3 separate regions of the Mus musculus genome follow, and regions 2 and 3 are each linked to region 1. A link is a loop called in an ENCODE intact Hi-C map of the cell type or tissue named here. Cell type or tissue: left cerebral cortex. All regions are shown on one strand.

Region 1 (8,000 bases):
TGTTCCACCTATAGGGCTGCAGATCCCTTTAGCTCCTTGGGTATTTTCTCTAGCTCCTCCATTGGGGGCCCTGTGATCCATCCAATAGCTGACTGTGAGCATCCACTTCTGTGTTTGCTAGGCCCTGACATAGTCTCACAAGAGACAGCTATATCAGGGTCCTTTCAGCAAAATCTTGCTAGTGTATGCAATTGTCAGCGATTGGAGGCTGATTATGGGATGGATCCCTGGATATGGCAGTCTCTAGATGGTCCATCCTTTTGTCTTAGCTCCAAACTTTGTCTCTGTAACTCCTTCCATGGGTGTTTTGTTCCCAATTCTAAGGAGGGGCAAAGTGTCCACACTTTGGTCTTCATTCTTCTTGAGTTTCATGTGTTTTGCAAATTGTAACTTATATCTTGGGTATTCTAAGTTTCTGGGCTAATATCCACTTATCAGTGAGTACATATCATGTGAGTTCTTTTGTGATTGGGTTACCTCACTCAGGATAATGTCCTCCAGGTCCAACCATTTGTCTAGGAATTTCATAAATTCATTCTTTTTAATCGCTGAGTAGTACTCCATTGTGTAAATGTACCACATTTTTTGTATCAATTCCTCTGTTGAGGGGCATCTGGGCTCTTTCCAGCTTCTGGCTATTATAAATAAGGCTGCTATGAACATAGTGGAGCATGTTTCTTTCTTACTAGTTGGAACATCTTCTGGATATATGGCCAGGAGAGGTATTGCGGGATCCTCCGGTAGTACCTTGTCCAATTTTCTGAGAAACCGCCAGACTGATTTTCAGAGAGATTGTACAAGTTTGTAATCCCACCAACAATGGAGGAGTGTTCCTCTTTCTCCACATCCTCGCCAGCATCTGCTGTCACCGGAATTTTTGATCTTAGCCATTCTGACTGGTGTGAGATGGAATCTCAGAGTTGTTTTGATTTGCATTTCCCTGATGATTAAGGATGCTGAATATTTTTTCAGGTGCTTCTCTGCCATTCAGTATTCCTCAGGTGAGAATTCTTTGTTTACCTCTGAGCCCCATTTTTAATGGGGTTATTTGATTTTCTGGAGTCCACCGTCTTGAGTTCTTTATATATATTGGATATTAGTCCTCTATCTGATTTGGGATAGGTAAAGATCCTTTCCCAATCTGTTGGTGGCTTTTTTGTCTTATTGACGGTGTCTTTTGCCTTACAGAAGCTTTGCAGTTTCACTAGGAAACTTTCTTATGCTAAGATTGATTAAATATTCTGTTATGTTCTGTGTCCTTGGAAACCAATCACGATATAAGTCAATAAAACAGTTTTGTACAGTTACCTTCCTGAACCAAACACCCAAAAGCACTTCCTGTACCTGTGTATAAGCTTTTACTGTATAAGCTGTCCCTGGGTTGGACCCCAACATAAGAGAGACACCTGGACCAACATAAAAAAAACTATTTGGAATAAGACTTCCATGTTGAGTAGTGGCCCAGTAAAATTTAAGCCCCCAAGAACTCCCTGGGAACTGACATCCTACATGGCAGAAAGGGACATGTACATGGATAATTGACATCCTGGTTGGCAAGTTCAGACATGAATGTTAGATATGTCCCATCCTGGTAGATAAGATAGGACATGAATTTTAGATAAGGCAAGTCCCTTGCTACAGTTGAATACCCCAACAATGGGAGCAGGATAAATGTACAACCAAGACATGTTCCTTAGGAACCCCCTAAGACCTGGTTGGTGAAATAACACAGATATTTGTGGATTTGGGGATTAACAACCCTGTAGGATCTTAACTCAGGGTCCAAATTCAGTTCCCAAATCTGGACCATGGCACCAGTTGACCAGCCTTGGGGCATATGCTCAATAACTCTCCCAGCCTGACTGAGATGGGTGTCCTTGTGGTTTGTGAGGCAATTCTTGAACCCCAACACTCCCTTTCCTAGACAATATGGCCCCCTTATTAGGTGGTCAGCGTCTCTACACACAAGCCTCACTATCTGTTGGGAGGGTTGCATGTAAGAACTGAAGTATAGAATACACATCATGTGAGACTATGTGCATATGAAGCTGGACTCCTGGAAATAAAAGCAAAGGCAGGTGTGTGTGTGTGTGTGTGTGTGTGTGTGTGTGTGTGTGTGTGAGTGTGTGTGTGTGTGTGTCTGTGTGTGTGTCTGTGTGTGTGTCTGTGTGTGTGTGTGTGTGTCTGTGTGTGTGTGTATGTGTGTGTGTGTCTGTGTGTGTGTGTCTGTGTGTGTGTGTGTCTGTGTGTGTGTGTGTGTCTCTGTGTGTGTGTGTGTGTCTGTGTGTGTGTGTGTGTCTGTGTGTGTGTGTGTGTGTGTCTGTGTGTGTGTCTGTGTGTGTGTGTATGTGTGTGTGTCTGTGTGTGTGTGTGTGTGTCTGTGTGTGTGTGTGTCTGTGTGTGTGTGTGTCTCTGTGTGTGTGTGTGTGTGTGTGTGTGCTCATGTGATATTGTGTGGATGGATGGCTGTGCTGTTAGGAATGGAGTGACAGTAGAGAATGTACCTGAAGCACAGGAAGTCCCAGACAGCTGACCAACGGTTCTAGGTTGTGAGTATACAACCAGATAAAAAAGTATATAGACAAATGCATTTTATTTATATTTATGGTGAGTTCACATGAGGGGCAAATGCAAATAATCTCTGAAACCTATCACCCTTTATCTCTGAGAGTTACCCCTGTTTAGACAGGAAGCAAGGGATTTCATCAGCATGAATTTTCCCTTGACTTCTAAAGTTATTTTCTGTGAAGCTTTCCCGAATGAGTGTTAAACTTCTGTGCTGTTTGTTCTTCAGAAATACCAGGTGTATACATGTCAGATTTCATAGTTATTTAACTCTTACCCTTTCCGTTGCTTTATCGTGCCTGACAGGTAGCTTTATACCCTCTTACCTCATTTAGTTCTCATTGTCCTACCCGTCTCTGCTAACTGCGCTCATTTATCTCTGTTTTCATGCTTCATTCCTTTCATTTAGGCTATTGCAGAAATCCTCTTACCAACGTCAAAACTGTCCATAATTTAACCGACTATGATAAGATTGCCGAATGATATTATATAATTTATCCTAAAATATTCCTTTGGATACAAATTCTTCATCAGTTTTCAGATTTGTTCCCTGCCCCCTGTCCAGCCCCACCCCTGCCTCCCCGCCTATTCTGGTGCAGTTTATGGTAAAGGAATGTCAGAGCCATGCCTATGCAAAGTCCACAGCAAGCCATTGTGATAATTAAGCGCTGAGTGTGGAAATGTCAGGGATCTGCTGAATGAAGGTTCTTTCCCTCCACCTGGATAGGTAAGAGGCTTTGTCATTTCCAGTCCTGGCAGCTTTTGCTTCCCTGCTATCCTCAGTGACTGCAGAAGAAGCAAGCCACAGGGACTATCTGGGAATCAGCAGCAATTGGCGCCCTCTAGTGTTCAGTCATTGGGCAGACCTCTACTACCAGTATCCTCAGCTCTCAATACAGACCCCCTGGCTCCTGACCTTTCTGCCTTTGGCAGAAACCTGTGTTACAGCTCTCAGCCCCGGGTCTAAGACCCTTGTGCATGAAGACTTGGTAGCTCTCCAGGACTCTTTCTGGCAACAAGGACCCGAGATTTCTCTCCTCTCTCTCCTTACAGCCCTTTATGCTTTTTCAACCTCAGCTCTGCCCTCTTTGTCCTCTTTCCCATCTTCCTTCTCGCTCCTTCCCTGACTGTTCACAAACCAATCAACTGCTGCTTCTTCAGATGTCCAGCAGCAGCTGCCTTGCTGTGTTCCCTGCACGACTGCCTACACTCAGCGGTCCCTGCCTCTGCTCTTCTGTGTCCTGTGCTGTGTCTCTGCTCTCGGCCCTCCCTCCTCCTACTTCCCTAGTGTTACCAGTTCAGCCCGAACCACTTAGAGAAGGCATGAAAAGACCACGCTTCTGCTTCCGGGTGCCACACGTTCTCCACCATCACATCCTGCGTCTCCCTGGGCTCAGAAACAGCTTTAACAAGGGCTGAAAATTCTGAAGCTGGGCCAAAGACATTCCTCCTGCTTTACGTTTTTCTCTCAGCTAACACACCCTGGAAAGAAGAAGAAAACGGAAGAGGAGGAGGAGGGAGAGGAGGGAATATATTTCCAGATATCTGTAATATTCCTCTGAAGCATTCCAGCATGCAGACAATATTGTCACGACTCTAGTTAGCAGTGTGGACCTGGACGAGTGGGGCCTAGGAAGGAGCAGGACAAAAGTCTCATGTAATAGCCAACTTTACTTGGAGCATCAGACAGTGTATGTGTATTCTGAGGGTTGAGCAAGGTCATATGAGCAAGGCTCACGTGAGTTGAAGCACATAGAATCACGGGGCAAGGTGTATTCACATGAGTTCCGGCTGTATACAGCTTCAAGGACCGACCATGCTTGGAAATATCATCTGAAGAGTGAGCTAATGGATACTCTGAAGTCAACCCACTCCTGTGTACTACACTTGGGAGCGGCACAAAAGCACGGTCCAAGAACAACGCTTTGCTTTGGAGGGCTGAGGTCCCAGGACGCTTGTCCTGTTCTCCTGGAGTCTTCTCATGAGCAATCTGGGTTCTCACCCACTGTCACTCATGGACTATGGACTGACAAACACAGCGTTGATAGTCCAGAGTGTCTGATCAATAAACAAGGTTTTTAACCTTTCAGGCAACACAACCCACGTGCTTCCAAACAGGAAGCAATCAGGAGAATTGGATGTTGTCCAAATAATTTATCTTTTGAGCCCAGAGCACTGGGAGGCCAGGGTCCTTCCCCAGCAGGGGGGCCGGGGGTCGTTGCTGTCTTGGGGGTCCACAGAGGTTATCAGGAAACAAGATGATATAAGGAGGGAGGGGGAGTGAGTCAGGAGATGTGCAAGGGAATCGCACAGCTCTGACTGACGAGCACCCAGCTGCTTCTTGATTCACACAGGTTCCACAGATCAAAGGCAGACAAATGATTACCTAGTTGCCACAGATTATGTTTGAGTTTTCATTACATGTCCAGGGTTACACATTCAGTCTCAATTAGAGAACAGAACAGATATTACTTTTATTATCAACCCTAAAATTCCAGCTTAGAGAATGTCACCTCCAAAGCAAACACATTTATTATATGACAGCCTGCTTTTAGGATGGCAATGTTTATAGTTTGAGAGCACTCCAGACAAACAGAAAATATCTAAAGTAGTCTTTGTATGAATAGCAAACATTAATATCTAACTCCTATGCTATAAAGCAGGAAAATTTTATTTTACTGAACCTATCTTATTCACTGTGTTCTGTTTCTCCAGGAGTGTACCCTGTACAACCCCCCTAATTTTAAACTATATTTTCAGAGAGCTCTAAGCCTATAATAAAAAAGCAACCTTGAATCTGTAACCTAGTCTTCTGGCCTGTCAGAGTTTGTCAGTTGTCTCTGTTTGCCCTGCACCAATCACAGTGTTTGGGTTTGCTCAGGGGTAGGCACCCCAAGAAGATTCATGGAGTACTGGCCTCCTCTAGCTATGTGCTCAGTGGTCTCCAGAGCATAAGGAAGACTTGCAAATAGTGGCCAGATAAAGATAATTTTAAGAATTTTCTAAAAAGAATCAGATATCATTTTCTTTGGAGAAGACATGAAGTGAATCATAACACAGAAAGTCCCCAAGAAATGCAACACACGGAGACCAAAACCTAAAAGTTAGAAGGACAGCGACGGCAGCAATTGCTCACCTTCACTGGAACTGTGTCAAGCACTGTGCAGACTTCATGAGTCTTGCTGATTCCAGTGGGTATGGCAGTGCCACTGGAATTTGTAGCATCCGTTCTCCCTGCCCCCACATTTCCCTGTCTGTCCTGGAGCTTGCCATGTAGGCCAGGTTAGCCTCAAGTTCACAGAGATCTGCTTCCCTCTTGACTGCTAGGCTTCAAGATGTCCTCCACCAAGTCCAGCAATTTTTAACACTCTTGACATCTTACCAACTTCTTCCAAAAGGCTGTGTTATTTTAATCAGGTTCTAACTAGGTCACAATGCCAATTCACTTGTTCTCTATTTACTTTATTGTGAGAATACAACACAGTATTTCTTTTTAAAAATGTTTAAAATTAATTTTTGCTTTATATGTATGAGTGTTTGCCTATATGCAGAGGCACAACCAAGCCTGGTGCTGAAGAAGGCCTATACTCAGGAAAACTGGAAAATCTGGACGACATGGACAATTTTCTAGACAGATACCAGGTACCAAAGTTAAATCAGGATCAGATAAACCATGAATAGAATCAGTCATTAAAGTCTCCCAAACCCACCCCACAAAAAAAAAAAAAAAAAAAAAGCCAGGGACAAATAAATGACTCCTGATGATATTCTCTAATATTCATAAATCAGTGCCTTACTAAGCCATCACCAGAGAAGCTTCCTCCCACAGCAGATGGGGACAACTGAGACCCACAACTTGACATTATGCAGAGGGGAGGGGCCTTGGAACAGGCAGTTCTAAATGTCTTCAGCAAATTCCTTCCTACAGCGCTCAGAGAATCCCATAGGAGAGGAGATGGAAAGAGTGTAAGAGCTAGAAACATGGAGGTCAGCAGCAGAACACGGCCCTGTAAATCAACTGAGCAAAGCTCTATGAATTCACAGAGCCTGCAGCAACAAGCACAGGTCTGCGTGGCTCTACCCTAGATCCTCTGCACATAGATTATAGCTTTCAGATAGTATTTTTATGGAACTCTTGAGTGTTGTGGTAAATCTCCAACCCCAATAAGCCTGTGCAAAGAACATACAACTCAGTTATTGTATTTATAAGCTGTGTGCCTAGATTGAATATATATACCAGTACACTACTCCATTCCCCAGCTGGGAGATCCCTTGCTACTTGTGGCTCCTCCAGGCCACGTGGTTCTGCTCCATCTTCCTTCCACCTCCTCTTCCTTCCCCTTCCTCTCTCTCCTCTGTCTCCTAGTTTCTCTCTCCTCCCTCCTCTCTCTCCCTCTCTAACATTTCCAGCCCCACCTTTCTCTTCCACTGCCCAGTCATAGGCTCCAGCCTTTATTTGACCACTTAAAATGGGGAGAAGGCTCAAATGGAATCACCCGGGTGATCCACTCCTCACTGGGGCAGCCCCTCTTGAGGAAGCAGAATTAGCATCAAAATACAAACAGCACCAGGGCAACCCACAACACCTGAGTGTGTGAGTGAGTGGATCTCTGACTCTTATGCCTGCTTTGGGGCTCTATTCCTTCTGTTGGTTTCCTTGTGCAAATCTGATGTGATGGCTTTTGTTTTGTCCTAATATATTTATTTTATTTTGTTTTTGTTGTGTTTTGTTGTTATCTTGTACAAGAAGACAGTTCTTTTCTAATGAGAGACAGAGAGGGAGTGGATCTGGATGGGAGAGGAGGAATGGGGAAATGGAGAGGAGCAGAGGGAAGAGGATTTATTGTCTGATCAAAGAATCGATTTTCAGTAACAGGGGGTAAAAAGGAAAAGAGAAAAGAAACTCTAGGGATCCAGTGTTAAAGCTGTTCAGCAGCCCCCTTAGTGTCTGTCACACCCTGTGCACTGCATGCAGGCAGGGAGCTCACTTAGGAGAAACCAGAGCTCCTGCTGGTGTCTCTGAACTCTGGCCATTACAGATCCAAAGACATTTCCTATTTCAAGGAAAACAGGAACTGTCCACCTTTGGAGCCTCTGCTTCTAAATCGGCTTGATCCGGTTGTTTCTCCTGTCCTAGGCAGCTTAAGCATCCAGACCTGTCTCAGCTCTTCCTTACTTTAAGCTGAGGCTTCCAGCTCTCCTGGACTTGGGTGCACACGAACAAAGGAAGGACCTAAGGAAATGTTCAACATCCTTCGTCATCATGGAAATGCAAATCAAAACAACCCTGAGATTCCACCTCACATCAGTCAGAATGGTTAAAATCAGAAACACAGGTGACAGTAGATGCTGGCAAGGATGTGGAGAAAGAGGAGCACCCTTCAACATTATGAACTAACCAGTACCCCAGAGGTCTTGACTCTAGCTGCATATGT
Region 2 (8,000 bases), 150 kb before region 1:
GGTGAGGAAATACCTCCATGAGATCCTCAATTAGTGATCAAGGGATCAGGCCCATTGTGGGTGGTGCCATCCCTAGGCTGGTAGTCCTGGGTTCTATAAGAGAGCAAACTGAGCAACCCAGGGGAAGCAAGCCAGTAAGTAACATCCCTCCATGGCCTCTGCATCAGCTCCTGCTTCCTGACCTGTTTGAGTTCCAGTCCTGACTTCCTTTAATGATGAACAGCAATGTGGAAGTGTAAGCTGAATAAACCCTTTCCTCCCCACCTTGCTTCTTAGTCATGATGTTTGTGCAGGAAGAGAAACCCTGACTAAGACAAGATGTGTTCCAAGGACGGACAAAATGCTCAAAGAATGCAGGAGTGTGAATGTTGCCAGTGCACACTGATTTTCAAATGTTCTTTATGCTGAAGTTACAGAATCATCTTGTGTTATGTTGTTATCCACATACTCTAACTGGAGTGAGGCTCTGCAGCTGTATGATTGGCTTAATAATCATTCCCATCAAAGGGAATGACACATTAAACACGACTTGCTAAACTTATTCATGATACTCAATACTGTCTCTTGCTCATTCAAAACAATGAAGGACGAATCCTGAGTGACTATACATCCTAAGTGTTCAAGTGCATAAAATGAGACACTTGGTCCAAAAGATAACTCTGTCTAATGTTAGACATTTTTACACAATTGGCAAACCATCTTGTCATTTTACTAGTACATTCCACAAGTTAGCTCAGAAGAAAATAATTGTATCTGGTGATATTTAGGGATATTTCATTTATTTTCCTTTTCTTTGAGTGTGTTCATTCATGCATACAATGTATTGTGATTCTAGTCAACCCTCCATCACTCTCCGTTATGCTTTCTTCCTCTGAACTTCATCTACTGCCTAACTAATTCCCTCCCATGGAGTTTGTGAGGGTTGTTTGCAAGAGCAACGGGCAACTTGCCAGTAGCTATAGTGCTGAAGGAAATGATGCTCGCTCTGCAGGAAACCATTAACTCTCACAAAGTGGTGGACCTTGGGGCAGCTCCCCATCCATAGTGGATGTTGAAGGTATCTTGTACAGGTATCCTTGGCTGCTGTTTGCTTATGATCAGTACATCCCTGTCATAACAGGAGGCAGTTTACCATAATCCTCCTCACCCTCTAGTTCCTACGTTCCGCCTTTTCTTCTCTGATGCTGCCTGTGCCCTGGGCGACTTACTGCCTTTGCGGGTTGGAGATGAGGTGGCACGTAATCAATGACTCAGACTCTGGGGGCAGGTGAAAAATGCAAGCAAGCTCATCTGAATACTGCTGCAAGTTCCTTCAAAACCCTCCACCGGCACCCTATTGGTCCCCCATAAAGCATCTCTTCTAAACGTCAGTTCCCAATTGGCTGGCATTGTCCGTGCAAGCAATCCTTGATCTCTCAGGCAGTCCTCAATTAGGTCCCCCTGCAGGAGATGCTTTAGCTGCTGTGCAGCCCCTGGAGTTTACATAGAGCTGCCCTCCCCCCTCCCCCTGTTCCTGCTACACTCTGATGTCCCATTTATGGCTGAGCATGCAACTGTCACTTACCCTCAATACTTCAGCCAGATAATAAGTCTCTGCATGAATCATTGCCTGCTGCAAAAAGGAGATTCTCTGGCCAAGGCTGAAAGGTGCCCTGGTCTATGAGTACAATAGAAAGCAGTTTGACAGCATATCCAATTACCATTTGATAAAGCCTGCAGAATCACGCATGTACGCCATCCTGTGTAGAGGCCTCAAACCCAATTGCAGAGCAGTTGGTTACCCCTAAACACTCATGACATTATTGTCTCAGTGGCAATTGCCTTGCCCGGCAGGTCAGTAATGTATCATGCTGGGCCTACAGCTGGGTATGACCACTGATGAGTCCCCTTTTCGGCAGAAGCCTGTGTAGTATCTTCAGACACAATGTATGGTTGCCAGAAAGGAAGGAGCTTCTAGCTTTGTTCCAGGTTGATGTCTCTGTATCCTGCAACCAAGATACAGAGATATCTTGTATCAGAGATACCAAGAGATGGCACTGTGCTCTTAATTCTAAAACCTGTGATCTGGGAGCAGCACTCTCCACTCATGCAGGGTACCTCCATTTTAAGCTGTTTACTAATGTATATTTTTAAGTAGCTCATAAAATAGTAGATTTTCACATGACTTGTTCACAAAAGGTTCACTTCTAGGATTTTAGACGGTATTCTTCAGGAGTGACAGCTGTATTAAAAGATTCTCATGCCTTACCTTTCTTCACACGTCACTACCTATTACTGTTGCCTACAGAGTGCTTGACTCTGCTTGAGAAAAGCTCCCAGTGTTTAACCTTTATTAGACAGTTATTGGCCTTTACACAGGTCACTTGTACATCCCTTCAAATACTACTAATTTCATTCTATTTGTTAACAGTTTAGGTTTGAAAACAAAACATGGACTAAGGCTGGGCGTGGTTGGCACACGCCATTAATCCCAGCACTTGGGAGGCAGAGGCAGGCGGATTTCTGAGTTCGAGGCCAGCCTGGTCTACAAAGTGAATTCCAGGACAGCCAGGGCTATACAGAGAAACCCTGTCTCGAAAAAACAAACAAACAAAAAACAACAAACAAACAAATAACCATGGATTAAATGATATCCTCCTCTATGTCACCAGACTGAAAGGGAGAGGTCACCCTCTGTACACATTTCCCGTGGAAAATGTCAAAGAACTTGGAAGTCAAATTTTTAACACTGGAACTGAAATAAGGATAAAATGTTCGGTCACACACACCCAGAACGCTGGTCCTGGACTCTTCAATGGATGCCAGTGGGAGAGAAAAGGATGGATTGCTCTTTATTAAAAGAGACCAAAGTGTCTACAACCAATGGTAAACGCTAAACTGGGGCTGAACTCTGGATTGAGAAGGGAGGATCTAAAATATATTAATGATAGTTTAGCAAAATTTAGAAAATTCAGATATAGGACCGATCTTAGAATGTTAGGTTGTATTTATTTATTTTGGCTTTTCGAGACAGGGTTTCTCTGTATAGCCCTGGCTGTCTTGAAACTCACTTTGTAGACCAGGCTGGCCTCGAACTCAGAAATCTGCCTGCCTCTGCCTCCCAAGTGCTGGGATTAATGGTGTGCGCCACCACTGCCCGGCTAGGTTTTTATTTTATTTTATTTTTTTATTTCTTAGTTTTTTCCTGCAACTATCAAGTCATTCAGAAAAGAGGAGTCAAGAGAGGGATGAGGTACATTTGAAATAAAAAACAATAATGATGATTGGTCCTGGGTTGAGAGATATCAGTGTACACAGAGCATTCCCCATCCTTTAGGTAAATGTGAAAAGTCCCCCTAAGTGCTATACTTTCAACGTTGCAGTTGTATATTATGGACACAAGGTGGCGATAGACTCACTTTTGAAATTCTGTGAATGCAGAAGCAAATGCTTTCTAATGTAACTAACATCTACCCTGGTTTGCCTGATCTAGGAAGGGAACCAAGCGAAGTTGCCCCAGAAGGCAGTGCGCCACGAGAAAGTCCTCAAATGACCAGTTAATTTGCAGTTCATCTGGAAGTCTAAGAAGCAACAGTTGGTAGCTTTGGAGAGATCTGGGTTCAAGTTCCAGCTCTCCTGCTGATTAATTTTGTGACTTCACCAAGACACAAGCTTTGAGAGGAGAAAATGAAGGAACTGGTTTTGAAGATTTGGGGTTGCTTTTCTTCTGGTTGGAAGAATTACCATTTCCCTTTTGGTTACAGAGTGAGAGCAAGAGCGAGTTAAATCAAAATATTCAAAATTTGTACTGGGTGGCTGGGTGGTGGTGGTGCACACCTTTAATCCCAGCGCTTGAGAGGCAAAGGCAGGCAGATTTCTGTGAGTAAGAGGCCAGCCTGGTCTACAGAGAAAATTCCAGGACAGCCAGGACTAACACACAGAAACCCTACTTCAAAAAGTAAAAAAAAATTTTTTAGACATATATGCAGTTATAGATACTATGAAATTTTTTTGTGCAGTGTCGCTATTTGCAGAACAGAAGTTGCTTCTAAAGAAAAGAGCTTTGGATTGGTGAGAACTAAGTTACCATTGGCCAGGAGTATAAAGTTCCCCTGTGCTATTGCACAGTTAGAGTAACTATAGATCAAATGATAAAGTACTTAAAAGGGGGAGGGAAGCGAAAAGAACGATTTAATGCTTTCATCATAAGAAATGATAAAGGTTCAAGAAGTTAGCTTTGTGTACCCAGTTTCAGACATTATCCAATGTGTATATACACATAGTATATGTATACACATAGTATAGTATATATGTAAACATAGTACCTGAGAAATACATACACTTTTGTGTCTTTTGTAAAGATTTGGTATGTGTGTGTGTGTATGTATGTGTAAGTGTGTATGAGTGTGTGTGTGTGTGTGAGTGTGTGTGTGTGTGTGTGTGTGTGTGTGTGTGTGTGTATGTGTGAGTGTGTGTGTAGTGCTCACAGAGGCCAGGAGAGCATGTCAGACCCACTGGAAGTAGCATTACAGGAAACTGAGAGACTCTGCATGGATGCTGACATCCAAATTTAGAATTCAATGAAACTATCAAATGCCTGGAAGCCAGCTGTTTGGGGCCAAGTATGTCTCCTGCTTCTGAGTCTCCTGCCTTGGTCAGCAATGACAGCTCCTACCATGGAGGCTGGATAAATTAACAGATTAAGAATAAAGAGACCACAATGGTGGGGGAGAAGTTAACTGGCAAGATTGAAATGTTGCCTATTTTCTTGTTGGAAGAGGAAATAGACTGGCCCTCTGAGGAAAATTACACTGTGCACTATGCCACAATCGCCTCGCTCAGGGCTCCTTCTGGGAGTCTGCTGCCTTATGCTACCCTTTCAAAGTTGCAGCTGTGAATTTAGCATTCAGAAACTTAGAAAACACCCGGACCTTCTTCTTTAGTCCTGACTGAACCTGCTATTGTTATTTTTCTAAGTGGCCATGCTGTCAAAGGGCCTCCTAAATATGTATGTTTATACCCCTAGACCTGGGCTGCTCTCGGCCTTGGTCAGAGAGGCTTCTTTGTGCAGTGAACAGCCCTCGACAGAGAGATGCACAACTGACCAAGATGCTGTGGATAAGGGACTGGGTTCCAGCCCTAAATAGGACACCTGTATCAGCCCCCACTCCAGAGGCCCGGAGAACACTGCGGATGAGGAGGTAGGAAGAATCTGAGAGCCTGCAGTGGGAGGAGTGCTGTCTTCCAGCTATGGCATAGCCATTGCGTTCACGGGCTCCCGGCAGCTGGGGTTGTTTACACAAGACCAGCCAAAACCCAGCACGGTAGGGAGATGATCCCCACCCCTTACAGAGGAGCTAGTGACAGCGGACAGATGTCCAGGGAGAGAGAATCATTCTTTTTCTGTGTGTGTGAATGTGGCCATTGGTAGGTTTCTCGGGCTTCAGAAATGCTTATTTTAAAGTGACTTTGAACTGCCTTCCCTGAAGACGAGACAGCAGGTTCTTGGGCCTGGGGTGCTCTTTTGACTTGATTTACCTAAGAGAATGTGAAGGGGGCGAGTTCTGAGTTGGCGTCTATCCAGGGACCCCATAAACAACCCGACTTAGACCTGGAGACCCATGAGTGTGTCAGTCACATGGTCCCTGAGCTGAGCTCAACCAGTATCAGTCAGGACTCAGACAATCGGTCAGGGTTCCATAGATGTGTGGGTCTGCTGAGACTCGACGAGCAAAAACACCCAACTAATCTCATCTTAAGAACAAAGCCACTGGATGCTGAGATGACTGTCATGCAGCAAAAGTTAAGGGATGTAAGCATCATTGGACAGCTGCGTTTGTATTTAATGCCATCACTATTTTATAGTTCAAATAACTTTGTTAACTACATTTGCAATGATCTTGAATCATTTGCTACGGACTCCTTTGCCCTGATTATAATAACTACACGTTTTGGAGGTTTTTGTTTGTTTGTTTTTAATACTCATTTGGGCTCTTTTTGTCTGTGTTTAACTGGTACTGCTACAGATCCTAACTTAGGAAAACATAACTAGTTCAAGGCAGCCTGGTTATGTGCTAACCAGGCGATGAGAAGTGTAAACAAACCCACATTTATCATCTGTCCCCGTCAGCACTGTCCTGTGTGTGATAACACACTGTGGCTGATGGAATGCCCACAAATGTTTAGATGTGGTGTTGAATAGTTTTGTGTCAAGTTGACAGAGGCTAAAATCATTTGAGAGGAGAGACCCTCAATTAAGAAATTCCATCAGATCTGGCTGTAGGGCATTTTCTTAACTAGTGATTGCTGAGGGGAGGGCCCAGCCATTGTGGGTGGTACTATGCCTGGCCTGGAGGTCCTGGGTTTTATAAGAAAGCAGACTGAGCAACCCATGAGAAGCAAGCCAGTAAGCAGCATTCCTCCATAGCCTCTGTATCAGCTTCTACCTCCAGGTTCCTGCTGTTTGAGTTCCTGTCCTGTCTTCCTTCGATGTGATACATAGTGATATGGAAGTGTAAGCCAAATAAACCCCTTCTTCCCCAATTTGCTTGTTGTCTGTTGTTGCAGCAATAGAAACCCTTACTAAGACAGTTGTTATGGGTTATCTGCCTTCCAATTCGATATGCTAGGAATTTAGGAGGAAGTACAAAGGACACATGCACAGCACGCTCTGATTCCCTAGTGTCCCCAGGTGTATGAGAAAGGACCCTGACGGGGCCTGTTGGGGGTACTCAAACTTGGGCTCCAGCTCTATCAGTGGGTTACCCCCCAAATACTGACCATTTATGTAAATGAAGCATGCTGGCAATGGCAAGGCAGGATGGGGTGTTTCCCGCTTCATGGTCCCTCTTTCAACGAGTAGCAAAGTGTCTGGGAAAGCTTATCTAGCTTGAGGCTAGGGTATAGACTGGAATGCACTCTAAAGAGAACATGTAGCCATGGGAGTGAGTACGGTAGGGCCCTGATGGCTGTTTGGGCTTCCCTTTAAGAGGTTTGGTTACTAGGAGCTTAGTTTGGGAGGTTCTCTATTTTGGCTGACAAGCTTAGGTTACCCAAATCCTTCTCATAACGCATGGCTCATTTGTGCTAGGCATAAGATGGTAAATAGGAGGTTGGCTTAACAGGTTCGCTTTGGGACACAGTTTGCCTTATTGAGCATGGACTCCAAACTAGTTTATACCCAGATACATTAATAACACAGTTGATTAGAAACTGTCAATGTTTGATGGCCCTTAGGGGATGAAAGACTTCTTCCATGGTTTAAGGTAGGCTTAAGTGCAGCTCTATGGATCTGGTGGTCTTAGGGTGTATGCTGGTTTGGGGGTATGTGTGGTGGTCTTGGGGTGCTAACAGATAGCTGACTCATTCTCTAGAGAGGAGGTGTGTGCCTAGCATGTACAGGAAAGGAACCTAGGCTGCCAAGGGCATTCCCAAAGGAGACAGGTGTGCACAACTCAAATGAAGTAGAATCCCAAGTCGCTAAGTTATTCCCTGTGCTTGCCTGCCTAGGTTGCAGACATGTTCATTCCAACTAACTGTCAAGAGCAATGCTGTTGTTGCTTCTGACTAACTCACTATGTGGCCCAATTTCTTAGTTACTTTTCTGTTGTTATGATAAAACACAACGACCGAGGTGACCTGTGGAAGAAAGAGGTTAATTTGGCTTTTTGTTCCAGAGGGTCAGAGTACATAATGGCAGGAGGAAGGCAGAAGGTATGGCATCTGGAGCAGAGAGCCAAGAGCTCACATCTTTGGACCAAAAGTGTGAAGCAGAGCAAACTACAAGTCCGTGAGGCTTTTACTCCCAAAGGCTTCCTCCAGCGACCTTCCTCCAGCAAGGCTGCACTCCCTAAACCTTACCAAACAGTGCCACCACCTGGGAACCAATCCACCAAAGCCAGGCTGGCCTTGAACTCTTGCTTCTCCTGGCTCAGCCTCCCAATGCTGTTAACATGGACATGAGGCACCAGTCCCTGTATTAAGAGAATTTTAATGATTTTGGTAAATGGTTTTCTTATGAC
Region 3 (8,000 bases), 120 kb before region 1:
TGTGAGTTCAAGGCCAGCCTGGTCTACAGAGTGAGTTTTAGAACAGTCAGTGCTATGTAGAGGGACCTTGTGTTAAGAAACAACAACAACCTAAAAATAAACCAGCAAAATAACAAATGGAGAAAATATTGTACACAGATCTAAAGAAACAGGGAAAGATGGCCCCATTGAAATGGTGCTTCATAGACTAAGATGTCAAAGATGTGTGAGCTGCTTGACAGAATTTAAAAAAAAAAAAGTTCTAAACATCCTCAGTGAGCTAACAGATCCCCAGAGAAAGCACTAATGGGAGGCAGGAAATGATGAACGAACACAATTATTTAACAATATAAATAGAAGCAAACAGGAAGACATTTTGTATTTGATATTTGGTCACCTCAGTGAATGCAGAGGTGAAGCAGCACTTGACAAGATTACACACCACTCCTGCTGAGGAGTTTATCAAATTAGTGGGGAAGCCCATCTGTGAGGACAGTAGTAGACTGCAGAGATGGCTCTATGCGAAGAGGCTCCTCCCACCACACCTGATGATCTGAGATCAATTGTCAGGACTCATCTGATGGAGAGGGATGCTTCCACAGCTGTCCTCTGTGCTCTGACCTCCACAAACACACTAAGGGACTCAGGTGTATCATGCTTGCTCAACAAAGACAACTAGTCAGTCATTCACTTGATCAATGTGTTAAAACATTTTTAAATCTAAAAGCCAGTGACGAACATCATACTCCATGATGTAGACTGAAAACATTTTCTCTAAAACTGGAGGGTCTGCCCTCCCCACTTCTGTTCATGATGACGGATATATATCGAAGTGAACACGTGACATAATTGCTGTGTTTGTACTGTGATTCCTATTTGCACTGTGGAGCAGATGTGGAGTACTTACTGTATTGGATTTTCTAGGATTTGCATAAAGAGTACCCCAGTCTGGGCAGCTGAAACAACAGGAATTTATATTCTCAGAGTTCTGGAAGCCAAAGTCTACAATCAGAGTGTTCTCAAAGTTGATTTCATCAGAGGCCTCCCTCGTGATCTCAAAGCGATCTTCTTGTTTCTCTATTCCCACCTCCCCTCCCCTGTATCTGTGCCCAAATCTTTATGTTATCAGTCATAGTAGATTAGGGTAAAACTCAAAAGCTCCATTTTAGCTAATGAACCAAGACTCTGTCTTCATTACAGTTTTATTTGGAGGCATCAAGGCTTTTTTTATTGTTAACACTCTAGAACATTTGTGTATTTAATATGTGTATGTGTGTGTGTGTGTGTGTGTGTGTGTATGTGTGTGTGTGTGCACATGCTATGACATGTGAACTCACAAGAATTGGTTCTCTCCATCCACCCTGTGAGTTTTAGTGATCAAATTCTGCTCATCAGATGTGGCTGTCAGTGCTGTCACCCTTTGAGCCAGCTCTAAATGTCTGTGTGTGTGTGACTGAATATCATAGCTGAATGGATGGTTGCAGGACAAATAGCAAAGACTCATGACTTCTAAACACCAAGAAAACCATCGATTACCATCAGACTTTAAGGCAAACTCTTCTGCACAGGAAGCACTCTTCCTGACTTTTCCTAGAATAAATGACAGCAGTACTCATAAAACTTTCAAAATCATGATGAAATAAGACACTTGCTAAAAGCCTTTAATAGTCAAGGCTCAGAATTTTCCACTGCAAACAAGAGCAGACCAGTTGTCTCTGTGCACAGGAAATACCAACCGCAAAGGTCTCCAAAAAAGCAGGTTTTTGTAATTATGGTCAGTAGACACAGTAACCATTTAAAGTACTAACAGGCCTATTAGCACCTGTGTGGAGTCTATGAACATCGATTTTGTTTATTTCTGTAACAAATGGTTCTATAATTCTGTTGTAAAAAACAAAGATCGTAGATGGGGAAAGGAAGGGGACACAGCCCTGGAATTCACTCTTCTTCAAGTCCCCCTGTTAAGGCTTAGGTAAAATATTAAGGCCTAGGTAACTGTTCCTGGCCAGCCTGCTATTAAAAGAAAACTTTCTCATATGTTTCTGCTGTTACTAGAAAATTTTCTAATGCCAAGGTTGGCATATTCTGTTATGTTCTGTGCTCTTGGAAACCAGTCATGATAGAAGTCAGGAGAACTGTTTTGTATGGTTATCTACAACAAGCTTCAACCTGAACCAACCACACAACAGCACATCCTGCATCTATACATAAGCTTTTATGGTAAAAGCTGCCCCTGGGGTGGACCCCAACATAAGAGAGACACCTGCACCAATATAAAAACCCTATTTGGAATAAGACTTCCATTTTGAGTAGTGGTCCAGTAAAATTAAAGCCCCCAAGAACTCCCTGGGAACTGACATCCTACATGGCAGAAAGGGACATGTACATGGGTAATTGACATCCTGGTTGGTAAGTTAAGACATGGATGTTAGATATATCCCATCCTGGTAGACAAGACAGGACATGAATTTTAGATAAGGCAAGTCCCTTGCTACAGTTGAATACCCCGATAATGGGAGCAGGATAAATGTACAACCAAGACATGTTCCTTAGGAAATCCCCTAAGACCTGGTTGGTGAAATAACACAGATATTTGTGGATTTGGGGATTAACAACCCTGTAGGATCTTAACTCAGGGTCCAGTTCAGTTCCTGAAACTGGACCATGGCCCAGGTTGGCCAGCCCTGGGGCATATGCTCAATAACTCTCCCAGCCTGACTGAGATGGGTGTCCTTGTGGTTTGTGAGGCAATTCTTGAACCCCAACACTCCCTTTCCTAGACAATATGGCCCCCTTATTAGGTGGTCAGCGTCTCTACACACAAGCCTCACTATCTGTTGGGAGGGTTGCATGTAAGAACTGAAGTATAGAATACACATCATGTGAGACTATGTGCATATGAAGCTGGACTCCTGGAATTAAAAGCAAAGGCAGGTGTGTGTGTGTGTGTGTGTGTGTGTGTGTGTGTCTGTGTATGTGTGTATGTGTATGTGTGTATGTGTGTGTGTGTGTGTCTGTGTGTGTGTGTGTGTGTATGCAGTGTGTGTGTGTGTGTGTGTGTGGGTGTGTGTGTGTGTTGTGTGTGTGTGTGTGAGTGTGTGTGTGTGTGTGTGTGAGTGTGATGTTGTGTGGATGGATGGTTGTGCTGTTAGGAATGGAGTGACAGTAGAGAATGTACCTGAAACACAGGAAGTCCCAGACGGGTGACCAACGGTTCTAGGTTGTGAGTATACAACCAGATAAAAAATTATATAGACAAATGCATTTTATTTATATTTATGGTGAGCTCACATGAGGGGCAAATGCAAATAATTTCTGAAACCTCCTATCACCCCTTAGCTGTGAGAGTTACCCCTGTTTACACAGGAAGCAAGGGATTTCCTCAGCATGCATTTTCCCTTGACTTCTCAAGTTATTTTCTGTGAAGCTTTCCCGTATGAGTGTTAAACTTCTGTGCTGTGTGTTCTTCAGAAATACCAGGTGTATACATGTCAGATTTCATAGTTATTTAACTCTTACCCTTTCCGTTGCTTTATCGTGTCTGACAGGTAGCTTAATACCCTCTTACCTCCTTTAGTTCTCATTGTCTCTGCTAACTGTGCTCATTTATTTCTGTTTTCATGCTTCATTCCTTTCATTTAGGCTATTGCAGAAATCCTCTTACCAAAGTCAAAGCTGTCCATAATTTACCGACTATGATAAGATTGCCGAATGATATTATCTAATTTATCCTAAAATATTCCTTTGGATACAAATTCTTCATCAGTTTTCAGATTTGTTCCCTGCCCCCTGTCCAGCCCCACCCCTGCCTCCCCGCCTATTCTGGTGCAGTTTGTGGTAAAGGAAGGTCAGAGCCATGCCTATGCAAAGTCCACAGCAAGCTATTGTGATAATTAAGCTCTGAGTGTGGAAATGTCAGGGATCTGCTGGATGAAGGTTCTTTCCCTCCACCTGGATAGGCAAGAAGCTTTGCCATTTCCAGTCCTGGCAGCTTTTGCTTCCCTGCAATTATCCTCAGTGACTGCAGAAGAAGCAAGCCAAGGGACTATTTGGGAATCAGCAGCAATTGGCGCCCTCTAGTGTTCAGTCATTGGGCAGACCTCTACTACCAGTATCCTCAGCTCTCAATACAGACCCCATGGCTCCTGACCTTTCTGCCTTTGGCAGAAACCTGTGTTACAGCTCTCTCAGCCCCGGGTCTAAGACCCTTGTGCATGAAGACTTGGTAGCTCTCCAGGACTCTTTCTGGCAACAAGGACCCGAGATTTCTCTCCTCTCTCTCCTTACAGCCCTTTATGCTTTTTCAACCTCAGCTCTGCCCTCTTTGTCCTCTTTCCCATCTTCCTTCTCGCTCCTTCCCTGACTGTTCACAAACCAATCAACTGCTGCTTCTTCAGCTGTCCAGCAGCAGCTGCCTTGCTGTGTCCCCAGCACGACTGCCTACACTCAGCGGTCCCTGCCTCTGCTCTTCTGTGTCCTGTGCTGTGTCTCTGCTCTCGGCCCTCCCTGCTCCTACTTCCCTAGTGTTACCAGTTCAGCCCGAACCACTTAGAGAAGGCATGAAAAGACCTCTCTTCTGCTTCCGGGTGCCACACGTTCTCCACCATCACATCCTGCGTCTCCCTGAGCTCGGGAACAGCTTTAACAAGGGCTGAAAATTCTGAAGCTGGGCCAAAGACATTCCTCCTGCTTTAAGTTTTTCTCTCAGCTAACACACCCTGGAAAGAAGAAGAAAACGGAAGAGGAAGAGGAGGAGGAAGAGGAGGGAATATATTTCCAGATATCTGTAATATTCCTCTGAAGCATTCCAGCATGCAGAACAATGTTGTCACGACTCTAGTTAGCAGTGTGAACCTGGACGAGGAAGGAGCAGGACAAAAGTCTCATGTAATAGCCAACTTTACTTGGAGCATCAGACAGTGTATGTGTATTCTGAGGGTTGAGCAAGGTCTTATGAGCAAGGCTCACGTGAGTTGAAGCTACATACAATCACAGGGCAAGGTGTATTCACATGAGTTCCGGCTGTGTACAGCTTCGAGGACAGCCCATGCTTGGGAACATCATTTGAAGTGAGCTAACGGTAATCTGAAGTCAACCCACTCCTGTGTACTACACTTGGGAGCGGCACAAAAGCACGTTCCAAGAACAACGCTTTGCTTTGGAGGGCTGAGGTCCCAGGACGCTTGTCCTGTTCTCCTGGAGTCTTCTCATGAGCAATCTGGGTTCTCACCCATTGTCACTCATGGACTATGGACTGACAAACAGAGCGTTGATAGTCCAGAGTGTCTGATCAATAAACAAGGTTTTTAACCTTTCAGGCAACACAACCCGTGTGCCTCCAAACAGGAAGCAATCAGGAGAACTGGATGTTGTCCAAATAATTTATCTTTTGAGCCCAGAGCACTGGGAGGCCAGGGTCCTTCCCCAGCAGAGGGGCAGAGGGTCGTTGCTGTCTTGGGGGTCCACAGAGGTTATCAGGAAACAAGATGATATCAGGAGGGAAGGGGAGTGAGTCAGGAGATGTGCAAGGGAATCGCACAGCTCTGACTGACGAGCACCCAGCTGCTTCTTTATTCACACAGGTTCCACAGATCAAAGGCAGACAAATGATTACCCAAGTGCTACAGATTGTGTTTGAGTTTTCATTACATGCCCAGGGTTACACATTCAGTCTCAATTAGAGAACAGAACAGATATTGCTTTTATTATCAACCCTAAAATTCCAGCTTAGAGAATGTCACCTCCAAAGCAAACACATTTATTATATGACAGCCTTCTTTTAGGATGGCAATGTTTATAGATTGAGAGCACTCCAGACAAACAGAAAATATCTAAAGTGGTCTTTGTATGAATACCAAACATTAATACCTAGCTCCTGTGCTACAAAGCAGGAAAATTTTATATTATTGAACCTATCGTATTCACTGAGTCTGTTTCTCCAAGGGTGTACCTTGTACAACACCCCCCTCCCCCAATTTTTAAACTATATTTTCAGACAGCTCTAAGCCTATAATAAAAAGTGACCTTGAATCTGTAACCTAGTCTCTTGGCCTGTCAGAGTTTGTCAGTTGTCTCTGTTTGCCCTGCACCAACCACAGTGTTTGGGTTTGCTCAGGGGCAGGCACCCCAAGAAGATTCATGGAGTACTGGCCTCCTTTAGCTATGTGCTCAGTGACCTCCAGAGCATGAGGAAGACTTGCAAATGGCAGCCAGATAAAGGTAATTTTAAGAGGTTTCTAAAAAGAATCAGATATCATTTTCTTTGGAGAAGACATGAAGTGAATCATAACACAGAAAGTCCCCAAGAAATGCAACACACGGAGACCCAAACCTAAAAGTTAGAAGGACAGCGACGGCAGCAATCGCTCAGCTTCACTGGAACTGTCAAGCGCTGTGCAGACTCCATGAGTCTTGCTGATTCCAGTGGGTATGGCAGTGCCACTGGAATTTGTAGCATCCGTTCTCCCCGCCCCCACCTTTCCTTGTCTGTCCTGGAGCTTGCCATGTAGGCCAGGGTAGCCTCAAGTTCACAGAGATCTGCTTCCCTCTTGACTGCTAGGCTTCAAGATGTCCTCCACCAAGTCCAGCAATTTTTAACACTCTTGACATCTTACCAACTTCTTCCCAAAGGCTGTGTTATTTTAATCAGGTTCTAACTAGGTCACAATGCCAATTCACTCGTTCTCTATTTACTTTATTGTAAGAATACAACACAGTATTTCTTTTTAAAAATTTTTAAAATTAATTTTTGCTTTATATGTATGAGTGTTTGCCTATATGCATAGGCACCATCTAGCCTGGTGCCCAAGAAGGCCTATACTCAGGAAAACTGGAAAATCTGGATGACATGGACAATTTTCTAGACAGATACCAGGTACCAAAGTTAAATCAGTATCAGATAAACCATTCAAACATTCCCTTAACCCGTAAAGAAATAAAAGCAGTCATTAATAGTCTCCCAATCAAAAAATGCCCAGGACCTGATGGGTTTAGTGCAAAGTTCTATCAGACTGTCAAAGAAGACCTAATACCAATACTCCTCAAACTATTCCACAAAATAGGAACAGAAGGAACACTATCTAATTCATTCTATGATGCCACAGTTATGCTGAGTATTCTCCCTTGGAGATGGAAAAGTTTTTGTCTAATCAGGAAATTGTCACAATTTTCTTTCATAGAGAACTTCATAAGTGATTTGTTCCTACTTCTATCATCTTTAATGTTCCAAATAGATTTTAAAAACTGGTTGAGTGCATATTACTTTTAGCTTCAGGAGAGATCATGTATATTTAGAGGCATTTAACTATTTAAATTATTTCGATGACTTAAAAAAAGGGTTTAGGCTATAACAGAAAACTAACTCAATTATACTTTTGGAGATTTTTTTCTCATACTGCTTTGTTTAGGTATTTATTACCTTATTTTTTTTTTGTTTTGTTTTGTTTTGTTTTGGTTTGGTTTTGGTTTTGGTTTTTCGAGACAGGGTTTCTCTGTATAGCCCTGGCTGTCCTGGAACTCACTTTGTAGACCAGGCTGGCCTCGAACTCAGAAATCCGCCTGCCTCTGCCTCCCGAGTGCTGGGATTAAAGGCATGTGCCACCACTCCCGGCACCTTATTGGTTTTTTGTTTAATATCATGGTTTCTGATTTTGTGTTTTTACAGGGTGGGGTGGTGGGGTGGGTATAAATGTGTTTTTTTGGTTGTTTGTTTATTTTGTTTCATTATTGTGTTTTTTTCTTTTTATTTGCCTGTTTGTTTTCTAAAGAGAATGAAATCTTGGAGTTGGAAGAGTCAGGGAAATGGAGAGGATCTCAAAGGAGAACCATAATCAGAATTTTCAATAAATAGGAAAAGGAAAACAAAGAATTAAGCTACACTAGAGTAAATTTATATAGCGAGATATAGATGCTTGAGAAATTAATGTGAAAAGTACTCTAAGAATTAGCTAATGCTTTGACTTCAAATAAATTATCCAACTAATCAGAAAAAAATAAGATCTCTTAAAAAAGAAAAAACAGAC

The links. A loop is a pair of places that touch in the nucleus more often than their neighbours do. Peaks named below come from ENCODE experiments on the same cell type or tissue, not always from the same donor. Only the 100,000 strongest peaks of a DNase experiment are listed, where the experiment ranks them.
Region 2: it touches region 1 in a loop (17-fold over the local background); 27 of 42 quality-filtered maps call a loop at or near these places.
Region 3: a loop joins it to region 1, with 25 times the contacts of the local background. A loop is called at or near these places in 21 of 42 quality-filtered maps.

What each region holds. Positions count from the first base shown.
Region 1 is chr6:128,750,632-128,758,631 of GRCm38, forward strand. No RefSeq gene overlaps it. Among named protein-coding and RNA genes, the nearest start is that of Klrb1, 32 kb to the left of the region's middle. In left cerebral cortex, a CTCF peak has its summit at 3,401 (motif pointing left); DNase peaks (open chromatin) are centred at 3,395 and 3,869; H3K4me3 peaks cover 194 bases; H3K27ac peaks cover 196 bases.
Region 2 is chr6:128,601,275-128,609,274 of GRCm38, forward strand. Klrb1a (killer cell lectin-like receptor subfamily B member 1A) reads right to left here. Exons shown (of 6, transcript NM_010737.3): 6 at 7,953-8,000. Among named protein-coding and RNA genes, the nearest start is that of Klrb1a, 18 kb to the right of the region's middle. In left cerebral cortex, a CTCF peak has its summit at 3,372 (motif pointing right); DNase peaks (open chromatin) are centred at 1,280 and 3,421.
Region 3 is chr6:128,626,154-128,634,153 of GRCm38, forward strand. No RefSeq gene overlaps it. Among named protein-coding and RNA genes, the nearest start is that of Klrb1a, 7.2 kb to the left of the region's middle. In left cerebral cortex, a CTCF peak has its summit at 4,048 (motif pointing left); DNase peaks (open chromatin) are centred at 4,038 and 4,435; H3K27ac peaks cover 242 bases.